2 separate regions of the Homo sapiens genome follow, and region 1 is linked to region 2. A link is a loop called in an ENCODE intact Hi-C map of the cell type or tissue named here. Cell type or tissue: HepG2. All regions are shown on one strand. Each heading gives the region's core, and the rest is flanking DNA. Links, peaks and the distances in the headings are about the cores only.

The links. Hi-C counts contacts between places; a loop is a spot of excess contacts. Peaks named below come from ENCODE experiments on the same cell type or tissue, not always from the same donor. Only the 100,000 strongest peaks of a DNase experiment are listed, where the experiment ranks them.
Region 1: it touches region 2 in a loop (4-fold over the local background); 9 of 110 quality-filtered maps call a loop at or near these places.

Annotation. Positions count from the first base shown.
Region 1 is chr14:34,445,419-34,455,295 of GRCh38, forward strand. The region is part of intron 1 of SPTSSA (serine palmitoyltransferase small subunit A); the gene reads right to left. Among named protein-coding and RNA genes, the nearest start is that of SPTSSA, 12 kb to the right of the region's middle. RefSeq lists a silencer at 5,265-5,559. In HepG2, for the core only: no CTCF peak of the experiment used is centred there; a DNase peak (open chromatin) is centred at 5,373.
Region 2 is chr14:34,327,190-34,337,066 of GRCh38, forward strand. No RefSeq gene overlaps it. Among named protein-coding and RNA genes, the nearest start is that of SPTSSA, 130 kb to the right of the region's middle. In HepG2, for the core only: a CTCF peak has its summit at 4,639; DNase peaks (open chromatin) are centred at 4,652, 5,152 and 5,742; H3K4me3 peaks cover 1,292 bases.

The DNA of each region.
Region 1 (9,877 bases), core at 3,896-6,395, 120 kb after region 2:
TAAACCTGGGTGGCAGATGTTGCAGTGAACCGAGATCACACCACTGCACTCCAGCCTGGGCGACAGAGCAAGACTCTGTCTCAAAAAAATAAATAAATAAAATAAAATAAAATTTCTGAGTCATCATTTTGGCAAAACGTATAATATATGGTAATCTGGAATTCCAAAATCAAACTTCAGTTTCAAAATTGTCTTTCCTAATGCCTGGCTCTCTGGATGTATCAGAGGGTCCCTGAAAACATCCAGAAAAGAGGTAAACAGGATTATTTGACATGTTTACATACACGGGATTGCCAAAACGATGTTCAGTCTTCTTTAGGTTACATTTTTGTGAATAATACTAATGTATATTCCAAAATTGTATGGGATTTCTAAAATTCTAATGTCTAAGTATACGCTATCAACTATAATTATGCTTATTATGTTGTCATTGTAAACCACAGAAATAACCAAATCAAACCAGTTGATACTAAAATTGTTTAAAATAGTTTATAACCAATGCTTGGTCCCATATTACTGGGAAGACAATTAAAGCTTCACGTACATTTGGTCACCTGGTGGGCCATTTAAATATTTTACAAAGCGATTTCATTCCACTGATATCTGGTTGTATAAAAGCTTTCCCATGCAAGAGGGCTGATGTTGTAACAGTAGATTACTACACTACAGTGTATTTTCACCAGGTAAAAAAAGCTTTTTATCGTTTGAATCTTCTGAGAACATCAGAGAAAGACTGTCCTCCCCATCCACACTACAACAAAACTTTGGGACCTTGGGCTTTGGGTTCATGGTCTCACAACTGAGAGGGGTCCCTGCACACTTCTGGAACTGCATCCATTGGAACCTTTGAGATAAAGCCAACCAGGGAAATTTCTCCCAAGAAGATAGCATCCTTGATGTGAACAGCTTTTCCAAGTTCACAGGTTAAGACTTTACTATCATGAAACTCTTATCTTTGAATATTTTTTTCTTGCCTACATCTCTACAAACAATAGAAGTGGAAAAGGGGTCTGTTATGTGGATTTATGGAGTGTACTTTTATTTATGAAGGGGTCTGCAGCCAGCCTTCTACCTGGGTAATCTTATACTTTGACAGATAAAAAATGAAGGCCCAATGTAGGTAAGAAACCTTAATGGTATATACATTGCCTCATAATCAGTCAAAAATAAAACACTGGTTCACTCCTCTTAACCCACATCATGGGTTAAAGAGAACATTGCCAGGAGGCCTTCCCTCTTCTAGAAGGGCATCAGTTATTTGGCTCTTTTTCCATGGTTTAAAGTGAAAGAAGCAATGATTAGAAATGTATCCCTCATGATAGGCTCTCTAGCACATTCTACTTTAAAGGCTATCATCACACAACAGATTTTAAATTCTCTTGTGAAAGTTATGCTAAATAATAGAATTGGCTAAACAGACATGTATCTGTGCAGCTGCTGGCACCTGTGGCCTATCGAGAAATACATAGAATGCAGGTTATAAAAATTCAGTTGTAGGGGATTAATGAAAAGACCACTTACTCAGCTGGGCGCAGTGGCTCACACCTGTAATCACAGCACTTTGAGAGGCCGAGGCAGGTGGATTACCTGAGGTCAGGAGTTCGAGACCAGCCTGGCCAACATAGTGAAACCGCGTCTCTACTAAAAATACAAAAATTAGCCGGCCGTGGTGGCAGGCACCTGTAATCCCAGCTACTCTGGAGGCTGAGGCAGGAGAATCGCTTAAATCTGTGAGGTGGAGGTTTCAGTGAGCCAAGATTGTGCCATGGCACTCCAGTCTAGGTGACAGAGCGAGACTCCATCTCTTAAAAAAAAAAAAAAAAAAAAAAAAAGACCATTTGGTCAAGCAAGCAGACACTTCATCCAGATCATTCTTTAATCTACATAATTTTAGGTGGTTTGGTATGGTGACCCGGGTAAGGAGCATACTCCGAACTCTTGGTATTATCCTCCCAACAGTCATAATAATCGTCTCCCTGGAGTGCTGTATTCTCTCAAAGGTTTTAAATGCTTCCATGCAGCCATCTCTAGAATGTCATATGATTGCTCTTCAACTGGAATGACAAGAGCTGAAGGAAATGTGCAACCATGAGGACTTAACCTATAAATGATGTGCTGAGACTGGAAACGAAAATGATGGTAACTGAGAGTGGTGCTATGGCCCTAAGTTTTGCTCATACTCTCACCTAAGTAAGAACCTGAACAAAAAGGGGGAATTTTTTCAACAAAATTCTGGAAGCCCATTGTTTTGGACTAAGTTCATGCACTGGGCCCCAACAGACCAAACCAAACCAAAACGGGGTTGTTTGTGCTAAGACTTTAGGGAAACACATGGGTTCTAGAACAGACAAGGTTTTGTTTTTTCTTCTGCAAATCTCTGTAACAAACATTTCTGACAGCATAGGTATCCACCTCTGAAGTTCCCATTAAATCTTTTAACCAAATTCATTCCCTCTCGCCTAGAAACCATCAAGCTTCAGATGATCATGCAACAAAGGTTCCAGCCAATTCCAGGTGAAGACACCACCCCTGGCCATCAAGAAGCTACCCTGCTGGCAGGGCATGGTGGTTCACGCATGTAATCCCAGCACTTTGGGAAGCTGAGGTGGGCAGATCACTTGAGGTCAGGAGTTCAAGACCAGCCTGGCCAACATGGTGAAATCCCATCTCTACTAAAAATACAAAAATTAGCTGGGCATGGTGGTGGGTAACCTGTAATCCCAGCTACTTGGGAGGCTGAGGCAGGAGAATCGCTTGAACTCGGGAGGTGGAGGTTGCAGTGAGCCAAGACGATGCCACTGCACTCCAGCCTGGGCAACAAGAGCAAAAACTCCATCTCAAAAAAAAAAGCTACCCTACCTTCACTAGACAGAGCAGGGCGAGAGTTCCATGGTCCCCAATAGGTAGGGACTAGGCCTCAAGGCAGCATGAAGTAGTTACAGAAAAAGAACATTGGTCCCTCTGCCTCCCATAAAGATTTATGGGGATCACATCTCAAAGTGGGGAGATGAGGCAGGAAAATAGGGTCTGGAGGCAGAGAACATCAGGCCGATTCACACTTCAGCTATAACAGGAAATATCCTCTCCAGAGGGTGTAGGCCAAGTAAATGACTTTGTAACTTTACTTCATCCTCTCCATTTACATAGGGCATACCCCAAGTAACCAATGGAATCCTCTAGAGGATATTTAAACTCGCCAAAATTCTGTAACCGGGCCTTTGAGCCCCTATGTTCAGGCCCACTTCCATACTATGGAGTGTACTTTCATTTTCAATAAAACCCTTCATTCCTTCCTCGCTTTGTTTGTGCGTTTTGACCAATTCTTTGTTCAAGATGCCAAGAACCAGGATACCCTCCACCATTAACACCAAGAATATGAGACCAGCCTGGGCAACATGGCAAAACCTCATTTTTTACAAAAAAATTAAAAAATTAGCTGGGCATGGTGGCACGCACCTGTAGTCCCAGCTACTCTGGAGACAGAGGTAGGAGGATCACTTGAGCCTGGGAGGTTGAGGCTACAGTGAGCTGAGATCACACGGCTGTACTCCAGCCTGGATGACAGAGTGAGACTCTATCTAAAAAGATAAAAAGTTTTTTAAAAAATAATAAATTAGCTATACAGGGACACAGTAAGTGAACAAGCACATAACAGGACAGTGAGGAACTTCTAATAATCAAAAAATGCAGGCCAGGTGTGGTGGTTCACACCTGTAATCCCAGCATTTTGGGAGGCCAAGGTGGGAGGATCACCTTGGTTCAAGACTAAGAGTTCAAGACCAGCCTGGGCAACAATAGTGAAACCCCGTCTCTACAAAAACAAACAATTAGCCAGGCATGGTGATATATGCCTGTAGTCCCAGATACTCGGGAGGATGAAGCAGGAATATCACTTGAGCCCAGAAAGCAGAGGTTGCTGTGAGTTGAAATAACACTACTGCACTCTAGCCTGGATGACTGAGTGATACCCTGTCTTGAAAAAAAACAAAAATTTTAATTTCTAGATCACCTGACCTGGTGATCCACCCACCTCGGCCTCCCAAAGTGCTGGGATTACAGGCGTGAGCCACTGCACCCGGCCTCCCTTTTTTTTTTTTTTTTTTGAGACAATTTCTTGCTCTGTATCCAGGCCTGAGTGCAATGGCACGATCTTGGCTCACTGTAACCTCCACCTCCCAGGTTCAAGTGATTCTTCTGCCTCAGTCTCCCGAGTAGCTAGAATTACAGGCACGTGCCACCACGCCCAGCTGATTTTTATATTTTTAGTAGAGATGGGGTTTCACCATGTTGGCCAGGCTGGTCTCGAACTCCTGGCCTCAGGTGATCCGCCCACCTCAGTCTCCCAAAGTGCTGGGATTATAGGCGTGAGCCACCACACCCGACCTAGGCATTGGTTTTATTGTCACACTTCAAAGTGCTCTCACAAAGCTAAACATATACATAACAGAGTATACCGGCTATAATTTGCTATCTGGTATAGATTTCTCAATCCATCTCATTCTGTAACAAGCCTCTCAAAATTTAAAGTACCCTTGACACACTGTGAGTTTTAAGAAATGGGTAGGAGAAACAGTACAGCACTGTAGGAGACCCAGGTTTGAGTCATAACTCTGCCATCCCTGTTTGTGTCAAAAGCTCTCTAACACTAGTCTCCTTATCAATAAAATGTGGACACACATCACCTATCTTTCAGGGTTGTGAGAATTCAGAATCGAACCTATTCTGCAAGAGAAGGCAATGTAATCCTCATTAAAACTGTTCTTTGAGGGTTTGAGCATTTAACATCATGACTGTCTATGTTTGCCCAAGTTCATCCTGCTACTAATTTGTTATTAATTTACAGTGTAATCCTGGGATGACACAACCTCTCTGGACCTGAGTTTCTTCATAAAATGAGGTCCTTTCTTTCATTAACATTTTAGGATCCCACTTGTTTGAAGAGGACGTTTCAGTACCACCTGTCAATCGTCCATAAAGCAATCTTCTGTTTCACATGTACACAAAGAAAAAATGTAAAAATTAATCCGTTTTATGCAATACACATATATTGGAAGGTAATATACAAAGTAATGGAGTAATCTTTCTATTTACCGAACTCTTCTTGTTGTTTGCATAAGTGCCAGTAGCTGTATACAAATTAATCAGGTCTATATTCTAGAGGGGGTTCCATGACTCAAGCAATAGAGAACAAGAATAGAATACAACCTCAAAAACTAAAAAATGGGCTGTTCTGTTTTGTGTTTATAACTTGTCTCTAAACACTGACTTTTAAGTGTTTGACAGAGCACCCCTACTGAGCCTTTGCTTCCAGCCATAGTACATTGCTTGGTAAAGCAGTTGCTTCATGAACCATCCCAGAATTGAGCAAATAATGTGACAGGATACTGTGCAGGTGCTGAAGATAAATGTTTGTTCAAGGGCTGAATGAACAATCAGAGGTTATTCATAACCTGGGCATAACATAAATATTTTATGGGTTCCATGGACATAAAAGCAAGTAGATGTGAAGCCATATATAGAATCTGTATGTTGTTTTCTCTTTCTTTAAGAGGAATCTCCTAAACATAAGCTAAGTTTCCAGCAAGCTAGGAAAGAAATAAAGATTTTTTTTTTTTTTGGCCCATAAAAAGACCATTATCAGCAACTTAAAAAAAAAAAGTCCTATAATAAAGAGAGGAAATGCTTTACATATAAATACAGTACATTAGAAACAAAACCATAGCAACTAACATTTCCTGTTCCAATCAGTAACTCTAAACTATCATCACCCACTTTAGTAATCTAATCACAAGACTTTGGAAAACTTAAAGGTAGTTTCTCACCGGGAAAAGGTCATAGACCTTTGTTCCAGTGGGTATGACTTATACATCTTCACTAGTCTAAATAATTTCAATTATTTAAGTCACATTAAATCACATTAAATGTGACTAAATGATATAGTCACATTAAAAAGCAAAGCTAAAACAACATTTAAAGCAATCCAATCCTATATTAATCAAATTTCTTTTGTAAAATCAATTCTAGGCTGGGCGCGGTAGCTCACACCTGTAATCCCAGCACTTTGGGAGGCCAAGGTGGGCAGATCACGAGGTCAGGAGATCGAGACCGTCCTGGCTAACACGGTGAAACCCCGTCTCTACTAAAAATACAAAAAATTAGCCGGGCGCGGTGGCGGGCGCCTGTAGTCCCAGCTACTCCGGAGGCTGAGGCAGGAGAATGGCGTGAACTCGGGAGGCGGAGCTTGCAGTGAGATCGCGCCACTGCACTCCTGCCTGGGCGACAGAACGAGACTCTGTTTCAAAAAAAAAAAAAAAAAAAAATCAATTCTAAAATGCTATTTAACCTTAGAAATACTCAAGAGTTGTGATAAATCTAAGAAATCATCTTAATGAAAAAAGAAAACAAAGCATTTGACGAAGTATTATCATATGCTGTTTACTGAAAAGCAATCAAAGCCCTAAGTGAAAGCAGCTGCAGGCTACTGAATGAAGCCCCAAACAGGAAAGCTTCCTTATTACTGTAGTTTTCTTTTCCTTTGACCTCAAAAAACTGCAGATCATCACCAACAGAAATGTAAAGAAAGTGCCTAGCGTGGTGGCTCACGCCTGTAATCCCATGCCAGCACTTTGGGAGGCCGGGGCGGGCATATCACCTGAGGTCAGACCAAAAAAAATACAAAAATTAGCCAGACGCAGTGACGCACACCTGTATTCCCAGCTACTCGGGAGGCTAAGGCATGAGAATTTGAACCCGGGAGGCGGAGGTTGCAGTGAGCCAAGATCGCGCCACTGCACTCCAGCCTGAGCAACAGAGTGAGACTCAATCTCAAAAAAAAAAAAAAAAAAAAGAAAGTTAATTTTTCCTAGATATATCAACTATCTCTTGATACTTTTCCAGTTTTCTTACATTGAAACAAGTGGAAAATATTATACTGTCACAATATTATACTGTCACAGTCCTCTGTATGTTAACCAATTTGATATTCAAGGGTCATGTTAAAGGATAGCACATCACCATCAGAAATTAGTGTTTAGCAAGCAAAATCCATTCTCTAAGCTTTCTATAGTGTGCTGATTATACAAACCTAAGTATGAAAATTGTTTTTAGAAACTACAACTTGATGACAAGCTCTTTTAAAACTAAACAAACAACAAAGCATGCTGCTGAAATGAGTAATGATCACGGACTGAAAATTTTTCACTGTGGACTAAAATCCTGGAAATGGTTTGTAGCTCTAATCCCAGAGACACTAAGGTTATAGTGTCTCTGGCACACATTTATTGATTTGAGCTTCTATTACCCTCAGGAAGATTTGAAGTCCCAGTGTTATGGGGAAAAATTTCCCAGTCTGCTCTGAATTATAATCTGTTCTGCTACAGTACATGTTTCTGTAACATCAGATAACTCACATACGACTAGTACAGTACAGGAGCTATATTCCTTCATATGGGATATTTCATCATTTAGGGGAGCAGATTAGTGGGAAAATAATTAGGTGACCCTTGAAAACATGGGTTTGAACTGTGCAGGTCTACTTATACATGGATTTTCTTCTGCCTCTGCCACCCCTGAAACAGCAAGACCAACCCCTCCTCCTCCTCCTTATGATTTTCTTCCCTCTAGCTTACGTTACTATAAGAATACAGTATATAATACATATAACATACAAAATATGTTAATCGACTGTTAATGTTATCAATAAGGCTCCAGTCAAAAGTAGACTATTAGTAAAGTTTCTGGGGAGTCAAAAGTTGTACACAGATTTTCAACTGCCTGCAGGGTGAGGATGAGGGCCTGGGGGCAGTACTCCTAACCCCCAAGTGGATCAAGGGTCAACTGTATCACCTTCTGCAGGAAACATCTCTCAACTCAGCTGCTATACAGGCAGAAGTCCTTTTAACTCTATTTTAAGAAAATCAGAAATTCGCATTTGTACCCAGTCTCCCTCTTCAGAGAAAGGCACCTCCAGGGTAGCACAGCTCTCAGCCAATGTGGCAGGTGGCACTGGCCCTACACTGCCTCAATGGCAGCCCACACTGTCTGTATTACATCAGCACCTACTGCTGACATTTCCATTCAACTTTGTCCATGCTTTGTTCATGTCCCCTCGGGCAGCTTCCAGTGAAGCTGAGCTGCCTGCCTGTCTGGGACATCCAAGTTATTCCCTCAAGATGCCAAGTATTGTGTTTGTTAGTGCTTGCTTACTAAATTGCATACATTTTAAGTGGTCTGACTCAATAATATTTTCCTATAAACCATATTATTTTGCAGTTTTTCAGAAACATATATAATACATGCTGACCAAAACGCTTGTATTAGTAAAACTTCTATTTCTCATAACTATTGATCATAACTACTATTTTTTCAACATTCCAATTTATAAAAAGTATATATCCTCTATCAAGTACATCTTCTAGAACACATAGCTTAAATTACTAAATTTGAGCATTTGGGGTTTGTTCTTTTAAAAAAAAAAAGAGGCCAGGTCCGATGGTTCACACCTGTAATCCGAGCACTTTGGAAAGCTGAGGCAGGAGGACTGCTTGAGGCCAGGAGTTCAAGACCAACCTAGGCAACCTAGTGAGACCCTGTCTCTACTAAAAATTTAAAAATTAATCAGGCATGGTGGTGTGTGCCTGTAGTCCCCACTATTTGGGAAGCTGAGGCGGGAAGATCACTTAAGCCCAGGAGTTCAAGGGTACAGTGAACTAAAGATCATGCCAGCCACTGAACTCCAGCCTGGGCAACAGAGCAAGACCCTGTTTTAGGGGGAAAAAAAAATCTATCTTAGCTCCTATGTGCCATAAATGTTACAACACTCATAGTCTGGAGGAATCACAAAGTCTTTAAGAAAATGGAGACAGGACCTATAGTGATCACTACTCACAAATCACTAGAATCACATGCTGAAACACTGCTGCAGAATATCAATGTGTGGTCTGTTCCCACTGCCATTAACCCAACCATGACTTTCTCTGCCTGTCCTGGTATAGACCATTTAGTTCTTGTTAAGCACAGTTTTCATTATTTTCAACCTTTACCAACCAAAAACTACTAAAGAAAAAGTTAATATTCTAAGGAGTACAGTTAAGAGATATCCTAACATTCTCACTGAATCAGCCAAATATAAAGGCTAACATGTTAAACAGGCTAGAGCAGTTTTCTTCAAACTAAAGCAGTAGGGCCCTGGAGTTAACAAGACAACTTTCCAGGAGGTTAGGATAGTTTAAGGAGAATCCGGTTAAAGGTGGTCTGCTTCCACCGTACTCCCAGAGCTTGATCTGTCTGAGAATTCTTGTGGTTTGCTGGTTGTCCTTCCCATCCTCCCTTATAAATGTATTCACTTCTCCCACATTACTTCCTAATCTTACAATTGTTCATTTCCCAGACAGGTGCAGTGGCTCATGCCTGTAATCCCAGAACTTTGGGAGGCCAAGGTGGGTGGGTCACCTGAGGTCAGGAGTTCGAGACCAGGCTGGCCAACATAGTAAATCCCCTTCTCTACTAAAAATACAAAAATCAGCCGGGTGTGGTGGCAGGCACCTGTAATCCCAGCTACTCGTGAGGCTGAGGCAGGAGAATTGCTTGAACCCAGGAGGCGGAGGCTACAGTGACCCAAGATTGCGCCACTGCACTCCAGCCTAGGTAACAGATCAAGACTCCATCTTGAGAAAAAAAAAAAATAGGAGCCGGGCTAGGTGGCTCACACCTGTAATCCCAGCATTTTGGGAGGCCGAGGTGGGCGGATCACGAGGTTGGGAGTTTGAGACCACCCTGGCTAACATGGTGAAACCCCATCTCTACTAAAAATACAAAAAATCAACAGGGTATGGCGGCGGGCACCTGTAATCCCAGCTACTGGGGAGGCTGATGCAAG
Region 2 (9,877 bases), core at 3,581-6,080:
CGAATACCGTATGCAAAGACATGGGGATGTGAGACCGTGTTTGTTCAGGTAAAAATAAATCATTCAAGAGTTGGCACAAAAGGTATGCTCATAGGGAGAGATGATATTGAAAAGGTAGGCAAAGCAGAGATTATGAAAATTCTTCTATGAATGCTACTACAGGTATATGTACTATACAAAGTGCTTTACATATATCATCTCATTTCATCCCCACAATATAAGGTTGGCATTACTCTCATTCTCAGTGGTGGACCTGAGACTTTTCTGATTCCAGAGATCATGCTTTTTTTTTTTTTGAGATGGAGTCTCGCTCTGTTGCCCAGGCTGGAGTGCAGTGGCATGATCTCGGCTCACTGCAACCTCGGCTGTCCAGGGTTCAAGCGATTCTCATGCCTCAGCCTCCTGAGTAGCTGGGATTACAGGTGCGTGCCACCATGCCCAGCTAATTTTCTTGTATTTTTAGTAGAAATGGGGTTTCAACATGTTGGCCAGGCTGGTCTCGAACTCCTGACCTCAGGTAATCCACCCAACTCAGCCTCCCAAAGTTCAGGGATTACAGGCGTGAGCCACTGCACCCGGCCCACTTTCTGTTTTCTTTTTCCTTTTTTTTAAACATTTTTGGGACAGGGTCTCACTCTATTGCCCAGGCTGGAGTGCACTGGCACAATCATGGCTCACTGCAACCTTGACCTCCTGGGCTCAAGCGATCGTCCTACCTTTGCCTCCCAAAGTGCTGGGATTACAGGTATGAGCCATTGTGCCCTGCCAGAGATCACCTTCTGAACCAGTACTCTATACCCAATTTCAGAAAAGGAAGCACTATGGATTCACTAAGGACAAGCTATGCTTAACCTTATTAACTCTTAAAATGGAACTTCACAGTATACTTCAGATTAGTGTTTCTCAAACTTAAGTAATGCATGCACCTCTTCAAAAGGAAAAAATTCTCATAAACCCCGTGTTGCCTTAAATTCTCATGAAATATTGTGGCAGAGACCACTAACAGTTCCTTAGCATTAATTCTCCCTACCTTCCTTTTCGTTAATAGAATTCATCAAGTTTTACCCAGAGCTTACATGTTGCAGCCTCCCTTGCAACTGAGTACAATCATATGACAAGTTTTGGCAGTGAGAAGTGAAGAGAACATAAACAACTTCTGGTCATGTTCTCATTAAGACGCTGCCAGTCCTCGACTTCCCCTGGACCCCTTCCCATAGCTGGAAATCCAGTGAAGTGGGGATGAAACTGCTTCAACCATGTGAATGAAGGCAGTACTCAGGACCTTACTATTCAAAATGTGGCCTGCGAACCAGCAGAAGGAGCAGCAGCTGGGACTTTGTGGAAATAGGGGTTCTCAGGCCTCACCCTAGACCTACTGATGCCAAACTCTGCATTTAAATAAGATCTCCAAGTAATTCATATTCACACTAAAATTTGAGAAGCACTGATCCAGGAGAAGGTAGAACAACAAGCTAGAAGGAGCTTGGGTATCTAGACGACCCACCCTACTACACCACCTACCAGCTCAGACTTTTATAAGATAAGTAGACCTTCTATATTTGTTTAAGCACCTTTATTTTTACGTCTGTTTGATCCAAAATGCCAACTATATTAATATGTACAAACAAAACATGATATAAATTCCCACCTTTACAGCTTTTTCAATATAGTGTATTTGTTTTGTACCTTGCCTTTCTTCAATACCACAACCATTATTAAATCACATATATTATAGTGGTTTTATTGAGTAGTTAAGCTGATTATGTGCCAGTCCACAGCCATAAAATTAAAACAAATTTATAAATGAAATAAAAAAGAAAACTATAAAACCAATAAAAATCCAAATGAACAATTGTTTTAATATAACGAGGTAGATGATGTTTTTCTGCTGGAACGAAATCACTCTTCTCTTCACAACACAGCTACGGAACTGATGTTTCCACACAAATGTTTTTGAGTTTGGCATATTTATACTACCACGTGTTTTGTGATGGCTCAATTCTCTTACCAATTGACTCTATTTGAAGTACTGTCAAATCACCATTAGCATCAAATGTCATGATAGCTTTTGACTTCGCTTGGTCTAAATGCATCACTTACATCCTAAGTTACTTCTGTTCTTTTCTCATGCACACAGGATAATCCAAGAAGCACAACTTAACACCAGCTGTGTTATAAATACAACTGCAAACACAATTTATAACATAAGATGGTCATCCAGAAACCTAGAAAAATAAAACTTACATGCACACTAAGAAACTATAAATAAATGTTCATGGCAGCTTTATTTGTAATAGCCAAGAACTGGAAAGAACCCAAACATCCTTCAACAAGTGAATAGTGAAATACACTGCAGTACATTATACAGTAGAATATTACTCAGCAACAGAAAGAAACATACTGATACGTATGACTTGGATGGATCTCAAGTGCATTATGCTAAGTGAAAAAAGCTCATCTTAAATGTTTACATACTCTATGGACCATTTATATAACATTCTTGAAATGACAAAATTATAGTGATGAAGAACAGAGCAATAGTTGTCACAGGTCAGGTTAGGGAGAAAGTGTAAGTATAACGTGGTAACACCACAGAATTTCTTTGGGTGATGGAATTGTCTGCACCCTGGATGTGGCTGTGTTTACATAAATCTACACGTGATAAAATTTCACAGAGCTATGCACACACACATACACAAACACAAAAAGTGCATATAGGCTAAGTGTGGTGGCTCATGTCTGTAATCCCAGCACTTTGGGAGGATGAGGCAGGTGGATCACCTAAGGTCAGGAGTTCAAGACCAGCCTGGCCAACATGGTGAAACCCCCATCTCTATTAAAAAAAAAATTAGCCAAACTTGTTGGCATGCACCTGTAGTCCCAGCTACTTCAGAGGCTGAGGCAGGAGAACCACTTGAACCCGGGAGGCAGAAGTTGCAGTGAGCCAAGAACACACCACCACACTCCAGCCCGGGCGACAGAGCGAGACTCAGTCTCAAAAAAAAAGTGCATATAAAAACTGGTGAAATCTGAATAAAATCTGAACTTTAGTTAATACCAATGTCAATTTCCTGGTTTGCTAATGTGCTGGGGTTAAGATGCTATCTTAAACTAAGGGTATATGGGAACTCACTATACTATTTTCACCACTTCTCATGGGTAATTCTCAAGTATTTATACTCTAAAAGTACTTATACTTCTTAAGAGTATTTATACTCTCAAAGTATCTCAAATTTTTTTTAATCTTAACCTAATAACAAAGTGGACCAAATGGAACATCTTTTGAGACTTTGTACCTCATCATGATTCAGGCAAGGCACAACCAGTGTCAAAATACTCAGAGAAAGAGGCATTTACAAAAGGAAAGAAAAGTTCACCTTCAAAGAGAGCAAGAGAATCAGACTTCTGAAGGACTGGTCGGTTAAATAAAAAATATAACAAGGACTTAAAGGGAAAATGTGCAGTATTACCAAAGTTACAAAATATCCATTCACGTGTTTCTGGTGAGAAAGCAGCAACTTACTCACTTGACTGCTGTATTCACAAAGCTCTCGCCATAGCTCTAAACATCCACATAGCAAATATGGGGTCCGGGAGCTTGTTTTGGAAGGTGCCCAAGTTTACAATAAACATTCACGTTTTATTATTTGGGGACCAGGCCTGTCAGGGTGACTCTGATACTTCTGATTTATCTCAGGGTGCAAAGTTTTTATGTTTTTATTTTTTACTGTTAAAGGTGAAGTGTTTAGACATACTGGAAACAGAGCAGATTTGGCTTTTATGCAGAACATGTGTGATCTGCCAAAAGCACCTTCACTTTAACCCCTGTCATGACTGGGTCTGAGACTGATTTTCCCCACCACCCACTGTGACCCCACTGGGTCAAGGCTTGTGTCTGCGTGTCTGCTGTTTCTCATAGAGTATCACAGTGGAGAAATCATGAAGAATGCAGTCAACAAATTAAGAGGACTTGGAGACCATTCAAGAGTCTGGAACAAACTAATGAATGAATTATAAGAACTTAGGAAATAACAAAACAGTCAACATTCATTGGCTTATGAGATAGACACTACACAGAGTGCTTTCTATATATCATCTCATTTCATCCTCACCACAGAAGGCAGGCATTAGTCTCGTTCTCAGTGATGGGCCTGAGACTCCCCTGACTCCAGAGCTCATATTCGTAACCAGTACACTATGCCCACTTTTAGAAAAGGAAGCACTAAGGTTCACTAAGGACAAGCCATGCCTAATCTTATCACCTCTATAAATGGGACTTCCAAACTAACAGATCTGAGAAATAGGACAGACCTGATTTCAGCAAGGGATTGACAAGATTTTTATTATTAAGGAGAATGACAAGTTTGAAATGAGATCTTAAAGCCAGGACACAAGGAACAGAAACAATCACATGTGGGGATGCTTTCGTGAGAATTAAAGCTGCAGATGAAGAGGCTGGAGTGCATGGATTTTTCCATAGTCTCTAGGTATGTTGTGTGTTTTTCTCGATACGTGAATCTAACCAGTGAAATTCTTCTCACGCCGAGCCCCCAGTTTGTTCCACCTGGAAATTATTAATACCTTGTCTTCCTGCCTTTGACCTGGAACGGCAGTGTGAGAATATTCTCCCAGGGGGCAGCAGAGAGCAGCAGGACGCTCCAGCATTGGAAGCCATACCCTGGAACCAGCTCAGACCTGTCCTCAGGGGCACCCAGGCTGGGCCCAAAATCTCAGAGTGTGCAAACACAAGCCTTCATAAACTGCCCCTACTAAACCTCACCTGCCCCAACCAGCACTACAGATACAAATCACACTGCCAAGGCAAATGGCAGAAGGAAGGGTGAGGCAGGGATAAGAAACTATATACACACCGATGGGGAGGGGGAAGCCTCACCTGCTTTAACCCAACTTGTTTTTCAGGTCCAGAAAAGCTGCACCCTTTGCAGCTTTGCTTCATGTCCATGTATTAAATGCATATTCACGCAGAAAAATGTATCATGAGAGTGTTAAATAAGAAAGGCCCCTGACCTGAGGCTGTCTCTGTACTCTCAGTTCCTAGGTAATGAACCGCAACCTAACTTAGCACATAAACTGAAAACCTAACTTGGGAGAATAACAAACAGCTGAGTCTCAGCCCCTCTGCAGCCCAGCTTCAGCCAATCACAGGCTGCCAACTGATCAGACCCGAGGCCAAATAAGGCAAGAGCTGAGCTGCAACCAACCAGGCTATTTCTGTACTTTAACTTGTTTTCTATATCACTGCTTCTTTGCAGAGTTCTCTGAATCTTTTGTAATTCTGAGTGCTGCCCGATTCATGAATCATTCCTTGCTCAAATAAACTGCTAAATTTAAATTGTCTAGAGGTTGTTTTGTTTTTTTAACAAGAGGCTTGTTTAAAAAGGCTCCTACTGAGGCAGGAGAATAGGATCTGGAGGCAGGAAACCTTCACGCAGACTTCCTAGAACTAAATTGAAAGGAAAACCCTAACTTTCCACACCTAAGCAACAAAACGACCAGAGGCTACTCTCTTTGACCTTTTCTGAACGACAAATGGGAAATTGGGTGTCAACAACAAATCAGACTGATTGCAGGTGGAGTCTTCTTTTGCAACTTGGTAACTTCACTCCAGCCTCTGAATAGTTGCGGTCCACAACCAGTCAGACCGATTGCAGGCCAAGTCTTCGTTTGCACATAGAAGTATAACTTTGTAACTTCACCCTAGCCTCCGATTGGTTGCAAAATGCCTCTGATAGGTTTGCACAGGAGTGACCTTTGTAACTTCAGCCTCTGGTTGGCTGCTTTCTGCAACGAGACTGATTGTAGGCTACCAATTCATTTACATGAGATGAGCATGAAGTGGCCAATGGGAAACTTCTAGTGGGTATTTGGACCCAAGAAGATTCTGTATCCGGGCTCTTGAGCCGCAGCTCGGGTTCGCTCCCACCCTACGGAGTGTACTTTCGTTTTCAATAAATCCCTGCTTTCATTCTTTTGTTGCTTCTTTGCTTTGGTGGGCGTTTTGTCCAATTCTTTGTTCAAAATGCCAAGAACTTGGACACCTTGCAGTCACAACCCCACTACCAGTGACACTACTGCCTCTCAGACAAGAACACCCAGAGGCTGGGCACGGTGGCTCACGCCTGTAATCCCAGCACTTTGGGAGGCCAAGGAGGGCGGATCACAAGGTCAAGAGATCGAGACCATCCTGGCTAACACGGTGAAACCCCGTCTCTACTAAAAATACAAAAAATTAGCCGGGCACGGTGGCAGGTGCCTGTAGTCCTAGCTACTCGGGAGGCTGAGGCAGGAGAATGGCGTGAACCCGGGAGGCGGAGCTTGCAATGAGCCGAGATTGCGCCACTGCACTCCAGCCTGGGCGACAGAGCGAGACTCCGTCTCAAAAAAAAAAAAAAGAACACCCAGAGAAGAGCAAGGAGGGTGTGTGGCCCAAAGGTGAGGTTTCCTTTCTATCCCCTCAAACTTTTACTTTAAGGGCCACTCAGGTTTTTACAAGAACAGATTTGTGGGTACCACCCACACCCCAAAGCATCACACCTTGAGAATCCTGAGACCCATTTACTGTTGACACCTGAGTAGTGGAGGTGTGTGAGTTGAAGGGATCCAAACTTTCCAGGTAATTATTACATTGGCGAACCATACAAGGCCCAGAACACAGGCTCTAACCTATGAGGGACACAGGTTTGAATTCAATAGATGATCCCACTTTTGCAAGAAAACTTCCTGTGACTAGGAAATAAGATGTCCCTTTAAACTCTACCCTAGAGGGCCAGACTTCAGTTTCCATAAACCACAAACAGTTCATCTTTGAAACAGGTACCTGGGAGGCCAAGGCAGGCAGATCACTTGAGGTCAGGAGTTTGAGACTAGCCTGGCCAACATGACGAAACTCCGTCTCTACTAAAAATACAAAAAGTTAGCCGGGTGTGGTGGCACATGCCTGTGATCCCAGCTACTTGGGAGGCTGAGGCATGAGAACCGCTTGAACCCGGGAGGCAGAGGTAAGCCAAGGTCGTGCCACTGCACTGCAGCCTGAGTGACACAGACTAATCTCAAAAAAAAAAAAGAAACAGGTACCTGGGAAACCTTGCTTGTCCCAGGGTTTGGGGAATATCCTGCATATAACATTAGATAACTGCAGTTTTCCCCTTTTGGGTAAATAAACAACATACAAAACTCAGACCTTGTGAGCACAGCTCCCAAGAAAAAGCACTACCATCCTTTCACATTCCTTCCCCCACCAAAAAAAATTCCCTTCTTCCAGCCCCAAACAAGCCTCTTAACTAAAAGGAAGTCCTCTGGGGAAAGCTGATGACCCCATGTCTAACACTGCCTCTGGCAAGTCAGAGGCCTCAGAAACTAAAATTAAACTCCCAAGAGCAATTAACCCAGTTCAGAAGACACATGAGAATTTGGCTGTTTTTAATTTTTTGAGATAATGCAGTCCCTGTATAGAAAAAAAATCCATGAAATCCACAATCTTCAACATTTGCAATTTTTTTTTTCTTTTTGAGACAGGGTCTTGCTCTGTCACCCAGGCTAGAGTGCAGTGGCACAATCATGGCTCACTGCCGCCTTGTTCTCGGACCAAACTGAGGGTCGGGCTGCTATTTCTTATGGCCTAATAACAAGATGCAGATGAACTGAGGAAGAAGATTTTTATTTCTGCAACCGGTTACAAGGAGAAGGCCTGGAAATTATCACCAGACTAACTCAAAATTACAAAGTTTTCCAGAGCTTATATACCTTTTAAGCTATAAGTCTACATGTAAGTGTGCATTCATCAAAAGACATAAGTGATTAACTTCTTTTAATCTAAAATTAAGGTGTGAGTCCTGAAGACCTTCCTCTGGAGCCTCAGTAAATTTACTCAATCTAAATGGGTCCAGTTGCTGGAGTGATTAACCTTATTTTGTCTCCTGCTAAATCATGAAGGTTTGAGGAGTTTGTGAAGGCCTGGGGAGTTTCTTCAGACCCCCAATAAAACTTGTTTAATCCTAAACAGGTCCTGTTAAGAATTCCTTCATTATTTTGCTTTAAGGCCCAGGAAAGACCTAGGCAAAGCTCTTGGTGGGCTTTTGTTACATCCCAGCCTTTGTGTAAGGACACTGGCTCTTTCAGCTTTTAATATTTAAGTTAACTACACAGTCAGTGCTGAAACAGTTGTTATGGAGGCCTGCGTTAGTGAGACCTGGCCTGCCACAGCCTTGACTTCCTGGACTCAGGTGATCCTCCCACCTCAGCCTCTGGAATAGCTGGGACTACAGGTGCATGCCACCATGCCTGACTAATCTGGGGGGTTTTTTGTAGAGATGGAGTTTCACCATGTTGGCCAGGCTGATCTTGAACTCCTGGGGTCAAGCGATCTGCCTGCCTCAGCCTCCCAAAGTGCTGGGATTACAGTTGTGAGCCACCGCACCAGGCCCCAAATCTTTCATATTAATCAATACTCTCCATCAATCCAAATCCTGGCTGGAAGGAAAATAAGGATGAAGACCAAACTAAAGAAACCTTTCTGCCTTAATCTTTCCAAGATTTTGTTTTAGTTCAGAAGTTCTGTTCTTGAATCCTTCCAGTTCAATTTCTTGTAGAAGACTAGGCTAGTAAGAAGCCCTTCTGTTACCAGTTAAGGGTGTCCAGGTTCTTGGTGTTTTGAACTAAGATTTAGACGAAATGCACAAACAAAGCAAGGAAAGAATGAAGCAACAAAAGCAGAGATTTGTTGAAAATGAAAGTACACTCCACAGGGTGGGAGCAGGTATGAGCATAGGGGCTCAAGGGCCCTGTTACAGAATTTTCTGGGTTTTAAATACCCTCTAGAGGTTTCCATTGGTTACTTGGTGTTAAGCCTTATGTAAATGAAGAGACTAAAGTGAAGTTACAAAGTTATTTTCTTGGTATACACTCTATGTAAATGAAGAGGATGAAATAAAGTTACAAAGTCATTTACTTGGTGTACGCCCTATGTAAATGAAGATGATATTTCCTGTGGTAGCTGAAGTGTTTCCACTTGATTTAGTTCTAGGAAGTCCTGAGGTTCCCTGCCTCCAGACCCTATTCTCCTGCCTCACTTCTAGGCCAACCTGACCAAGAGCCCAGAAGGATTCTTCTGGTGGTTTTTCCCAACAACCTTTCCTATCATGAACACCAATGGGAAGTTGTCCCAGATTACTCCAAATCCGGTATTTAAAATAAAAGTGGCCCTAGTAATCTGGGCTCCCATCAATAGACACTATGTTACCATCATATAATCAAAGTGGAATTGTTTCTAAGCTACTTTAAGGCGTTTCAGTCATTTACTCATTGGCTCAATAAGTATGTATATGCCAGGCTCTGAAGAGACACCAGAGAGTGGGCAGACCTCTGCCCCCAACTTCACAGCCAGTGGAGGAATCTAGACAAATACATGGGAAATCATTGATGGGACCTCAGAGCTGCCTTCACTGTGTGAGGGCCTCTGGGGCTGTATGCAGGATTTATGACTCCTCCCAGCTCCAAGGTCCACAGATAGCATCTGGGGTCAGTCTTTAAAATTTCTTCGCAGCCTAAGGGCATGTAAGAGCCATTGTGGGCAGGCTTGAGACTCTTCAAACCATTTAAGGCCCATAAAGTCTCCTCACTGAAACTTTTTTCTGATACTTTTCTATTAGGTTGGTGCAAAGGTAATTGTGGTTTTTGCCATTAAAAGTAATGACAGGCCAGGCGCGGTGGCTCACACCTGTAATCCCAGCAGTTTGGGAGGTCGAGGTGGGCGGATCACCTGAGGTCAGGAGTTCAAGACCAGCCTAGCCAACATGGCAAAACCCCAACTCTACTAAAAAATACAAAAATTAGCCAGGCGTGGTGGCATGTGCCTGTA